Regions from separate parts of the Mus musculus genome. Here region 2 is linked to region 1. Evidence: chromatin loops called from intact Hi-C (ENCODE). Cell type or tissue: left cerebral cortex. All regions are shown on one strand. Each heading gives the region's core, and the rest is flanking DNA. Links, peaks and the distances in the headings are about the cores only.

Region 1 (5,372 bases), core at 209-5,208:
ATTAAGCATTTCTGTGCTGCTCTGTAGGATAGCCATATACTAAGTTATCCCTGCAGCCGGCCATGCATCGCATGCTCCTGTGGCTACTTCTGTCTTGTCTCAGTTAACACTGCCTGGCTCCAGCCCACTCTGACATGTCCTTCCCTTATGTGAGCGGCCCCAACTGGATAAAAGGATAGTAGTTCTGGAGTATGGACATAGTTCTTCTTCAAGAAATTGGGGCCTGTAGGAGACTGGAGGCTTACCCCATAATAACAGGTCAAGGCTCCCCTGCCCCACCCCTCCCCCTTTGAAGAATCAAGAGGTGTGGATAATTATGATGAACAATTCATAGGTGTTTCAGCTAACCTACTTCACTTACTTGTCTGGAACCCAGGTGGCCCACATTTAGTAGGTCCCAAGACATATTGATTAGTATGGGAAGTCGATTCAGTGGACACTTAGAGCATTGGTTGAAACGCCTGGATTTAGGCGTAGACAGATTCCTGAAAGAGTGATTATACAGAACTCAGGAGTGGAAACGTGAGTGGTGTGGCTCCTGACCACTTACGGGCATTCACAGAAACTGCAGTTCTAGGTTGCAGTGTTAAGTAAGTCTGTGCATCTGCATCTGTGTCTCCTCGCTGTACCTTACTCACTTCAGACTGGATAGCAGAGCTCAGCATTAGCTAATAAGACAAGAAAGACTGACGGCTGTGAGACTAAATCCACAGCAAGTAATTAACTAGGAGTAGCTTGCCTAGGGCCATATTGAGGCAGAACACACAGTACCTTAGTTTTCTGATGTCAAACTGCAAGCCCCTTTTAGTTGCTCCTTATGCCTCCCCTGTTGATAACTGTGTGGCTCCCTTGCTTAATCAAGTGTCTTTGGTGACCTCTTTTAACTTTTGGAAATAAAATAGGACATTGCTCCGATAACTGGTTGTCTTTTTGAAGATGCCAGATGGGGCGACACTCTGTGACTTTTTGTTTCCCACGACATTTCTCATTCCTCACAGCCACTTCCTGAGGCAGCTCTGGGAGCTGAAACATGCGCCCATGGTCTCCCATGTCTGTTAACTGGGTTTCCCCAACTAAGTATCTTTGACCTTCAGAAATGATCGCTTATAGAAATAATTCAGGCCTGCTACAAAAGCAAGGTCTTATGTTACCCAGTGTCTCTGTCTTCAGACATAATAGCCTTGCAGAGCCCACACTGTCGTGTCTGAATTAAAATATCAACTAACCCTGTTGAAACTGTCTATGAAGAAAAAAAAAAACCTTTGAATCGTTTCAGGCAAGAACTTTGAACCTAGTACTGAACACCCTAAAGTCCCCCTTCCCCGTTTGTGGGGGATCTTTACTAACTTCTTTACCTGCTATTTTTAAATTAATTAATTAATTCTGGCTTCCTGGTATCTATTTTTGAGCACCTGCAGAATGTAGATGGCCCTGCAGTAGGTGCTTGTTTCCCCATGAGGGTCTTGGATCAAGAGCTTTGGGCCATTTGTTACCTTTTATTTCCTACAGATGCTGATTTCATGTAATTGTGGGGCACGATGTAATTTAAAGTCTCTGCAAATGACCAATGACCCAAATATGATGTACTGTGCAACTGTAGGTTCCCACTCTCCAGAGGCCCCGTTAGTCACTTCTGGTCATCTCCCTTAGAAATCGAGGAGGTGGAAGAGTAAGCGGGAAGGCTCTGACTCCGGCAACCGACCCATTAAGGCTGCTGGCAAGGTCATCATCCAGGATGTCTCGTGCCTCCTTCCCGTTCATAAGTCCTTGGGAGAGCTGTACATGTAAGTCCATGGGCCCAGGCGGCATGGGGCACGGCACCTTGGGAGCTGCAGAGCTTTGTAAAGTCTTAGACAACTTGGGGAAACTCGGTGTGGTAGCTTCTTGATAGTGACTAACAAATTGCCATAAACTGTGGCTTCAAAGAGTGTGCATTTCTTTTTTTTTTTTTTTAAGATTTATTTATTTACTATATGGAAGTACATTGTAGCTGTCTTCAGACACTCCAGAAGAGGGAGTCAGATCTCGTTACAGATGGTTGTGAGCTACCATGTGGTTGCTGGGATTTGAACTTTGGACCTTTGAAAGAGCAGTCGGGTGCTCTTACCCACTGAGCCATCTCACCAGCCCAAGTGTGCATTTCTTACCTCACTCTTTGTGTAGGTCAGGCACCCAGCTTGGTGGGCCCTCCTTGCCCCCGATCTCACCTAACTGAAAGCATAACTTTGGGCCCACCGATGGTCTCTGCTGAAGCTCAGGGTCCAGCAAGCTGAATTTAGAGCCTTCTTTTATTGAAAGACAATAGGAGCAGAGGCTGGCCTGTAGGTCTTCCAAGCCCTTGAACACATCACAGAAAGTGTTATCTTTTGAGATATACCCACAGCACAATACTTTTTAGATGGAAATCACAGTTAGTATGTACACATTTAAATCCCAAACCTTGAGAACTCAACAGAAAAGCTGGTAGCTAATTAATATTTTTCTTATTGCCTCCTCCTGAAAGTGGTGAGTATTTCCGGTCCTCCCCAGGTGGGAACCCTAAGCCCTGCAGCACCTGCTCTAATTAACCCTTCCCAGCCTGTCAGATAGAGGAGGTGTTTTGAGTGACAACCAAAGAGACACTTACCTAGGCTGGTAAATCAGGAGGAGTTCTTGGGAAGTTCAAGTAGAAACCTTCTTAGTCTTGTTTGTTTTAATTTCAGATTGAATGTGAACGACACTCAGGAGACATGTCAGAAGAATGCCACTTCTGCCATGCTTGTGGGAAGGAAGGATCTTGTCCAGGTACTGTCAATCTGTGTTGGTGAGGTTCTGGCCTTGACAATTGTCAGCTAGTGACACTGATAGGTGTGCCCACTATTTGAAGTTTCTTTTTTATTTTCTTTGCCAGTCTGCCCTCCCTCCCTCCCTCCCTCCCTCCTTTCCTCTCTCCCTCTCTCTCCTGGAACTCACTCTGTAGAGCAGGCTGGCCTCAAACTCAGGTCTGCCTGGCTCTGCCTCCCTAGTACTGGGATTTAAGGCAAGTGCCACCACTGCCACCTGTGGGTAAATTTTGTTATTAGTGCTAAGTGGGGAAGATCCTTAAGTGGCTTTTTTCCCTTAAACTATGTGGGTTTATTTTTCAATGCCACAGTGATCATTGTCGCCTAAATTTGAGAATCTGTCTGTACCTTTGTCATTTCACCTCAATTACTTTTTTTAATTTTTAAAAAAATATTTCATAAGAAAGTTTACCAGCGTGTACTTCAAGGTAGAGATGCTCAGTTTAAACATGACTTCATGGGGCTGGAGAGACGCAGAGAAGGCTGGAGCACGGGCTGCTCTGATAGGAGGCCTTGGTTCAATTCCCAGCATCCATGTGGTGGCTCACATCTGTAATTCCAGCCCCAGGGGATCCAGCTACCCCTTCTGGCCTCCTCTGGCACCAGGCATGTGCATGATAGACATACCTGCGGGCAAAACACCCATACTTGTAAAATAGTAGTACATTGTTAAATAGTAAAATCTGACAGTATGTGTAAGATGTCCGTTTCCTTCATCTCCGGAGGTTCCCATGTATTGTTCTTTTTTACTGAGACACGTTCTGCACATCACTAGTCTGCACGTTCTGCACATCACTAGTCTGCACGTTCTGCACATCACTAGTCTGCACGTTCTGCACATCACTAGTCTGCCCCTTACAGTGAGATACTTAGTTCCTAGTGTTGTCAGTGCTCTCATTAGAAACCGTGCAGAGTGTTTTTATCACCCATAAAAAGAAACTCTTGTCTTTCAGTCAGTTCTTCCCATCAGCCCTGGGCAACCGCCAGGCCCCTCCTGTCTGTCTTGCTCTCTGTTCTCTACTTGATGACAAGACTGAGCTTTGGAAGTCACTAGCAGCTCTCCCAGCAGCTCAGAGTTTCCCTCATAACTGAGTGAGTCAGCACGGAGGCCTTCCCTTGATTTTCATTTGATTAAAAACATCCCTAACAGAGGTCCTTGGTCCTGTGAAGGTTCTATGCCCCAGTATAGGGGGAATGCCAGGGCCAGGAAGCAGGAGTGGGTGGTTGGGAGGGGGCGGGGAGAGGAGGAGAGGAAGGGGGAAGGGATTTTTGGAGGGGAAACTAGGAAAGGGGATAACATTTGAAATGTAAATAGAGAAAATATCTAATTAAAAAAATCTCTAAGATTTCCATTCATCTAGTAATGAATATCATATCATCTCTCCCAGAAACCCTTTAAAAAAACTCCCTAATGGTTTAATCTATTTCCGTCAGCCCCACCCACCAGACTCTGAACACTAAGAAGGCAAAATAAGCTAATAGGAATTAGCCAAGGCCAGCTCAGAGTCCTAGAGAACACCCCAGGCAAGTTCTCTCAGGCCTTCAGCCTTGGAGGGGTTTATAGTGTGGGAACCACAAGAATTACCCCCATGGGGGATATGAAATCATTGAAGACTGCCCCACCCCAAAGAACATTCTCTCAACAGGGTTACAGCTTTTCCTTTAAGTATTCTCCCTCTTCCTTATTCTCTTCCTGCATGTCTCCGTTCCTTCCTTCTCTCCTCTCCCCAACTCCTCCCTCCCCAGTGCTTTTCTGACAGAATTGGTATGGAAGGCTAGACCAGTCTCAGTGATGTGGGGAGACGCTTGTCTTCATGTGGGCTCTGCTTGACTTCTGGGCCCTGACACTCTTTCTGTGTGTGATCCCCAGCAAGCTGCCCAGACTTTGTGAACGTCAGGGTCCCTGCTATAAAATGAGCCATACTTCTGACTTCATGAGGAAGTAAATGACATAAAACCTGTGACTGCTCCTAGCTGTCTGGACACCCACAGCTGTATGTGACGGTCATTTGTGACTTGATGATGTGTAAAGACAGAAATGACCTGATTGACAAACAGTGATGCTCAAAGAATTTGTATTGTTTTTCTTCCTGCCCTTGATGAAGATGTACTTCCTGTTTTGTGTCCCTCGCATTTACCAGTGAAGCAGATGCAAGGGCACGCTTCTGTTGAAAGCCTTTAGGAAATGTGTGTTATGGAGGGAGACTCTAACACAACTCAATAGTCAGCCATGGCAGAAAACCTGTCCTGCCATCGTTAACTTTGGCGATGAGTGTGAGCTGCATGTCTGTACTTGGAGCAATACTGGTGTGTCACTTTTTGTATGTTGCCCTTGTGCTGTATCTTACATATCTAATGTTTGCCTTTCCGAATTTTTATTTGCTTGCTGGTCTCAAATTATAGACTTGACTCAAAGTTTGTGTCTTCTTCCTTTCGGGTTTAGAATAGTGTGTTCCAGGTAGTGGGTACGATGATTATATTGCTTTTTCAAAACCAAACAAAACAAGCCGGGCAGTGGTGGTGTACACCTTTAATCCCACCACTTGGGAG
Region 2 (5,372 bases), core at 122-5,121, 160 kb before region 1:
AGATGATGTCATGATGGATGCCTGCAACAGACACAGCAAACTTAACTGCCCCGTGGCACCCACGCTTTTCCTGGAGTTCCACGGTTCCCAGCAGACACTGGCGGAACAGCTGCAGCGCACAGGTGCGCCGGGGACACGGCGCTGTGAGGTCTGAGGCTGTCCCAGTGTAGGGGTCTAACCATCAGCCTTTCTGTGCCTACTACAGAGGCAATCACTCAGGATAATGGTGGCTCTCACTTCTCCTGGGCCAAGGAGGCCGAAAAGCGCAATGAACTTTGGGCAGCGCGGCACAATGCTTGGTATGCAGCCTTGGCCCTGAGTCCAGGAAGTAAGGTGAGCTGAAGCTGGGGCTGGAGGTGGGATCTACCCACTCACATAGAGAAGACTGAGGCCCACCAAGGGCTGGCTGAGTGGGTGTGAGGACAAGGGGCTATAGACCACTGCACCCAGCTATTCCAGAGTCTAGAGAGAAAGAACTGTTAATTTGCTCCAAACTTAGGAGTTCACAAGTCAGCCTCAGGTATAGTGTTGAGCACTTAGGAATTCTAAACATTGGAAGGGCCTCCTGGGGAAGAAATGGAGAGGAAGGAGGCAGTCTAGCTAGATGGGACGGCTGGGCAGATTATGCAGAAGTTCAGAAGGGTGGGGCTGCTGGGACCCTGCATGGGGTCCAGGCTTAGATCCAGGGGAGTAGTGAAGACCTGGGCTAGCGAAGAAGACCAGTGGGTCAGATGTGTCACTCCGCGACATCAAGACCCCTTGGATTGGTCCTAGGCTTGACCACAGTGATCCCTTAACTTTGGGTAGGCAGTGGGTGATGGGGGGAATCACACAGGCTTGCCTTCCGATTCAGGCCTATTCCACGGACGTGTGTGTACCCATCTCCCGGCTGCCAGAGATCTTGGTAGAGACCAAGGAGGAGATTAAAGCTTCAAAACTCACAGGTTTTGTTCTACTTCACTGCCGTCTGGGAGGCGCTGGGGTTAGCCAAGGCCTGGGCAAGGAGACTAGAGGCGACACTTACTGTTCTCTGGGCCCCTAGGAGCCATCGTTGGGCATGTGGGTGATGGCAACTTTCACTGCATCCTCCTGGTCGACCCAGATGATGCAGAGGAGCAGAGGAGGGTCAAGGCCTTTGCAGAAAATCTGGGCAGGTGAGGACTGTACCGGGGAGGGTTGGGGGCTGGGGAGGGCGGAGGCTGAGGGAGGAGTGCTGGGGGTTCCTTCAATTGGCTTCCTAGGCGGGCCCTGGCACTCGGTGGGACATGCACTGGAGAACATGGCATCGGACTGGGCAAGCGACAGCTGCTCCAAGAGGAAGTGGGCCCCGTGGGCGTGGAGACCATGCGGCAGCTCAAAAACACACTGGATCCCCGTGGTCTCATGAACCCAGGCAAAGTGCTATGAGGAATGTGTAACCCTTGGCTGGCAATCTCCAGAACACAAAGCCCGCCCCTGTTCTGGTCTTTTCCTTCATGCCAACGATCGAGCACGAAATGGAAGGGCTGATGCTATCTATCTATCTATCTATCTATCTATCTATCTATCTATGCCTGCCAGGTAGCCTCTGTAGCTGGGGCTCAAGATGAAGGTGAGGGAGCTGGACTCTCTCACAGAAAGCTGCTACCCTTGTTCTTAGGAGCCTTTTACTCCGGTAGAAAACCCAGGGTGTTTCCCAGTGGGGTGTCTTCCTGGCTGGCAGAGGTGGTGTGGATCTACTCCAAGCTAAGATCAGATCCCAGATCCGTCTGTGGGGGCCTCTCCTCTGCTGGTGCCCTGCATCATGACTCACCCTGTATATATGATGACAGGAGCGTTCCTTTCCTTGCAGAGGGAGGGAGGACCGTTCCATCCGGCACTGTTGGGCCGGCTCTTTGGTCACGTGAGCCCCGTTTGCAGCTGCATCCTTTCCCCCTCTAGGTCTCTTGACCTTGGGCTAAAAAGCATTTGTTTTGGGCCCATCCCCAGACTAACTGTAGCCTGGGGAGGGGATGGAGTTCAAGTTTTGGAAGAAAGTCAGTCCCAGCCCCTCTGCTTTTGCATACCTGAGGCAGGAGACCTGCCAGTGGTGGAGGTCACCTGACAGCTTCCCCACCAGGAAACTGAAGCACCTTCTTCAAGCTGTTATGGTGGACAATAGAAATACAGATGAACTAACCTACTGTGTCCCATCCCTATCCATGGTATAAAGCTCTATCCACCAGCGCTTACTTTCAAAGTCAGGGTCTTGCCTACTTTGGGGCCTGGCAGTTTTGAGACTCCCTGGTCAGAGCCCTGGTCTGGAGGTACTTGCAGTTGTTCCCCAGAAGTCCACGAGAGGGCGCGCAACACCAGAAACCTAGCAGACACTTTTAGGGTGGCCAGTCTCTAGGCATTTTACCCTTGTGGGTCCCAGTCAACTGTAGTACCATCTTCTCTACTGCTAGGTACTTGGGTTGGAAAAAAAAAAGGAAGAAGCAGCCTCCTGCCCCCCACCCTGACACTTTCTTAGTCCAACTTCAGGTCTGTCTCATGATTCTTTGGCTTGCTCCCAAACTACTTCAGGATGAAGAAACCCAAACACCAGTCCCGAATTCACCATTGAGAAATATCGCCAGTGAACCCCCCTCACCCCCAGACAGTCTGTTCACCTCAAGTCCTCCCAAGTTGAGTTCCACTGGGCAGGGCTCCTACATACACCCTCCAATAATGGGAAACTCAATACACAGCCATTTCCCCACAATTTCTTTTATTAAAGAAAATCCCAAACATACAGAAAAAGTTGAAAGAACAAATACACTATATTCACTGAAATATCAGTCGTTGAAGATTCAACAATGGACATTTTTGCCTTATTTGCTTTGTATATTTTGGGGGAGGGGAGACCATATGGGATTAGATTATACATTTCTTGAAATCATTCAACTATATATTTCAGCCACTGTCTCCTAAGGAGGACATTCTCCTATGAGTTTCAATACTATTAAATGGCTTAGATGGGTGGTTTTCAAAAGGGGCTCCTGGAGCTCTCAGAAGGCTTTCTGGGCTCCTCAGAGCTAAGGGGAAGAACCCATCCCTTGGCTCTTCCGGATTTTCTTCCTTCTCAGAAAGGCAGAGTAGGAACGAACAACACAGGATTCTGGAGGGCTGTCTGGATAAAAGGTGACACACACAAGTGCCACCTTGGGAAGCCCAGACAAGCCCAGTCCCACCCACCCCTCACACCAGGCACTGGCAATCTGGGTCCAAATTCAGAGGACATGACAGCCAACAGAGGGCTTTGGTGTGCCAGGTGGGGGCGGAAGTCACTGGGGATGGGATGAGCACCAGCCTAGAGAGCCTAGAATAGCACCCGGTGTGGGGCTCAGCGCCGCCCCAACCAACTCAACCACGGGACTCAGCCACAGCACTGCCAGGGCAGCCGAGCTCACACAGCCAAGGTGGGCACACAAAGCCTGTCTCCAGGCCCGGGGGTCAGACAAGGAGATCTCTTTGCGGGCTGGGCCCTGGCCCGCCAGCTCTGCTGGTAGGATTATATATAGAACGGGGAGACACAGGTGCCAGGCAGAAGCTGGAGGTGCTGGGAATAGAACAGTGCCCTTTGCAGTGACATAGCTACAAGGAAGCCTGCTGCGCATGTGCCAGGCCTTTGGGGCAGATCCCCGACACAAACTGAACCGAGCCGCATGACCCTGTCCCCACTTCACATGCAAGGGATCGAGTTCACGGTTCCACCAAGAAGTAAAGTGCCCCAGTACAGACAAGAGCCCAGTTTCTGGCCATTGACAGTGCTTACAGTTCAGGTCCTGAGGCGTCTGACACTCAGGCTCTAAATAAAGCACTCTTAGTTCTCTGAACTTGCCTCCCTGCCTTGGTGCCCACATGCCCACTGGCCTCCAACACATGTCCTTGCACAGAGCAATTGCTTCAGGACGCATCTGAGGGCAAGGGTGGTAGCATAGTCCAAACTTGTGGGCCTGCTGGGACTGGGCCCTGACACAGCAGTACAAGGGGCAGGTCTGGAAATGGTCATGGTAGAGAGGTGGTGCCATCTCCCTCCAGAGCTTCCCTTAGCTGGCTCTGCAGGAGGCCCTGAAATGCAGCTCCTGGAGCCTGGCTAGAAGACAGGCAGGTATGCACTGCTGCTCTGCCCCGAGGTTTCCTGCCCAGCCTGCAATTTGCTAACTTGTATGAGGCTGAGTGGCTGGTTCTGGTTCAAGGACTGTGAGCTGGAAGAAGCCCAGAGCAGGGCCTTTTCCGGGGCCTCAGAGAAGCATGCCCATGAGTCAGCACTTGGCTCTGCACGGAGCAACAGGCAAGCAGAGGGTAGGGAGGGGGGCAGAGGCTCTGAAAAGCAAACGGACTGGGCTGGCATCTCCAGGTGCCTGTATCCTCTGGTGGCTGTAAGAGCTTTGCCCCTGAATATCATTCCAGTAGCATCCTATCACAACCAGAGATGACAGAAGACTGACAATCACTCCATGATGCTTAAGAATTTATAAACTTCAAAGACACAGCCGAGCCACTATGTAGAGCCTCTGCCCAGGAGTGGCTAAGCCATTACAGGTGCTGAGGGAGGGGGTGTGGGCTGAGAGGTGGACAGAGGGAACTGGCATTTGCCTTCCACCTTGATTGTGTAACAACACTTCATTAAAATAAATCACACGGTGCATCTTTTGTTACACACTATTTTAATACCATATCAAAACACCTTGACTGATAAGCTTTTCTCCTAAGCTTTGAACAGTTTTAAAACATTTTTGTAATTTTTTTTTTTTGGATTTTAATATATAAATACAGAAACCTATCCTGCATGGGCTGATGTCATGTGTGAATGGCTAAAATATTTCCGTGCGCCTGAAAATGGGGGTTGCAGCACACAGTCCTTTAGCTAAGTCTAAATTTCCTCAGGGGGAAAAAAAAATCACAGGGGCCTTGGAAAAATGTCCAGGCATTTTTTTTTTCAGTGTATTTGTGATTATTAAATCCTCTGATGGGATCAGATCCAGGAGGAAAGGCAGGGGAGACTCGGGGCTGGGGGAGGGCAAGTGTCCACGATGGGCTCTTCATCTTCCTCTTTTTTGGCAAGGAAATCAAGGAAATTTAAGGGGAGAAAAGTGCAAAACCAAGCCAGAAAAATGGGACAGAAGAACAAGAAAACAAAAAAAAAACGAATCCCCAAAGGTAGAAAGGTTAGTGATGCAGAGAGCCAACTGGGGCGCTGGGCAGAGGGACTAACGTGTGCCCGCCTGCCCACCTGCCATCAGAGCGCTAGGGTCAGGACATGGCTATGCTTGCTTCTGTCATGAGTGGTTTTTAGCTGGGCAGCAAACAGCAGGCTGTAAACATCACAAGGGAAAACACCAGTCGACACAAGACTTTTTTATAGAATT

The links. Peaks named below come from ENCODE experiments on the same cell type or tissue, not always from the same donor. Only the 100,000 strongest peaks of a DNase experiment are listed, where the experiment ranks them.
Region 2: a loop joins it to region 1, with 2.6 times the contacts of the local background. A loop is called at or near these places in 7 of 42 quality-filtered maps.

What each region holds. Positions count from the first base shown.
Region 1 is chr8:111,463,201-111,468,572 of GRCm38, reverse strand. Wdr59 (WD repeat domain 59) reads left to right here. Exons shown (of 26, transcript NM_001170742.1): 19 at 1,651-1,784; 20 at 2,703-2,784. Among named protein-coding and RNA genes, the nearest start is that of Gm24793, 47 kb to the right of the region's middle. In left cerebral cortex, for the core only: a CTCF peak has its summit at 3,038; no DNase peak of the experiment used is centred there.
Region 2 is chr8:111,623,060-111,628,431 of GRCm38, reverse strand. It overlaps Znrf1 (zinc and ring finger 1), which reads right to left. Exons shown (of 4, transcript NM_133206.4): 4 at 2,712-5,372. Ldhd (lactate dehydrogenase D) reads left to right here. Exons shown (of 11, transcript NM_027570.4): 7 at 1-122; 8 at 206-333; 9 at 854-944; 10 at 1,043-1,154; 11 at 1,242-2,821. The coding sequence ends at 1,407. Among named protein-coding and RNA genes, the nearest start is that of Ldhd, 4.6 kb to the left of the region's middle. In left cerebral cortex, for the core only: a CTCF peak has its summit at 2,289 (motif pointing right); DNase peaks (open chromatin) are centred at 1,763, 2,310, 3,412, 4,245 and 1 more place; H3K27ac peaks cover 3,027 bases.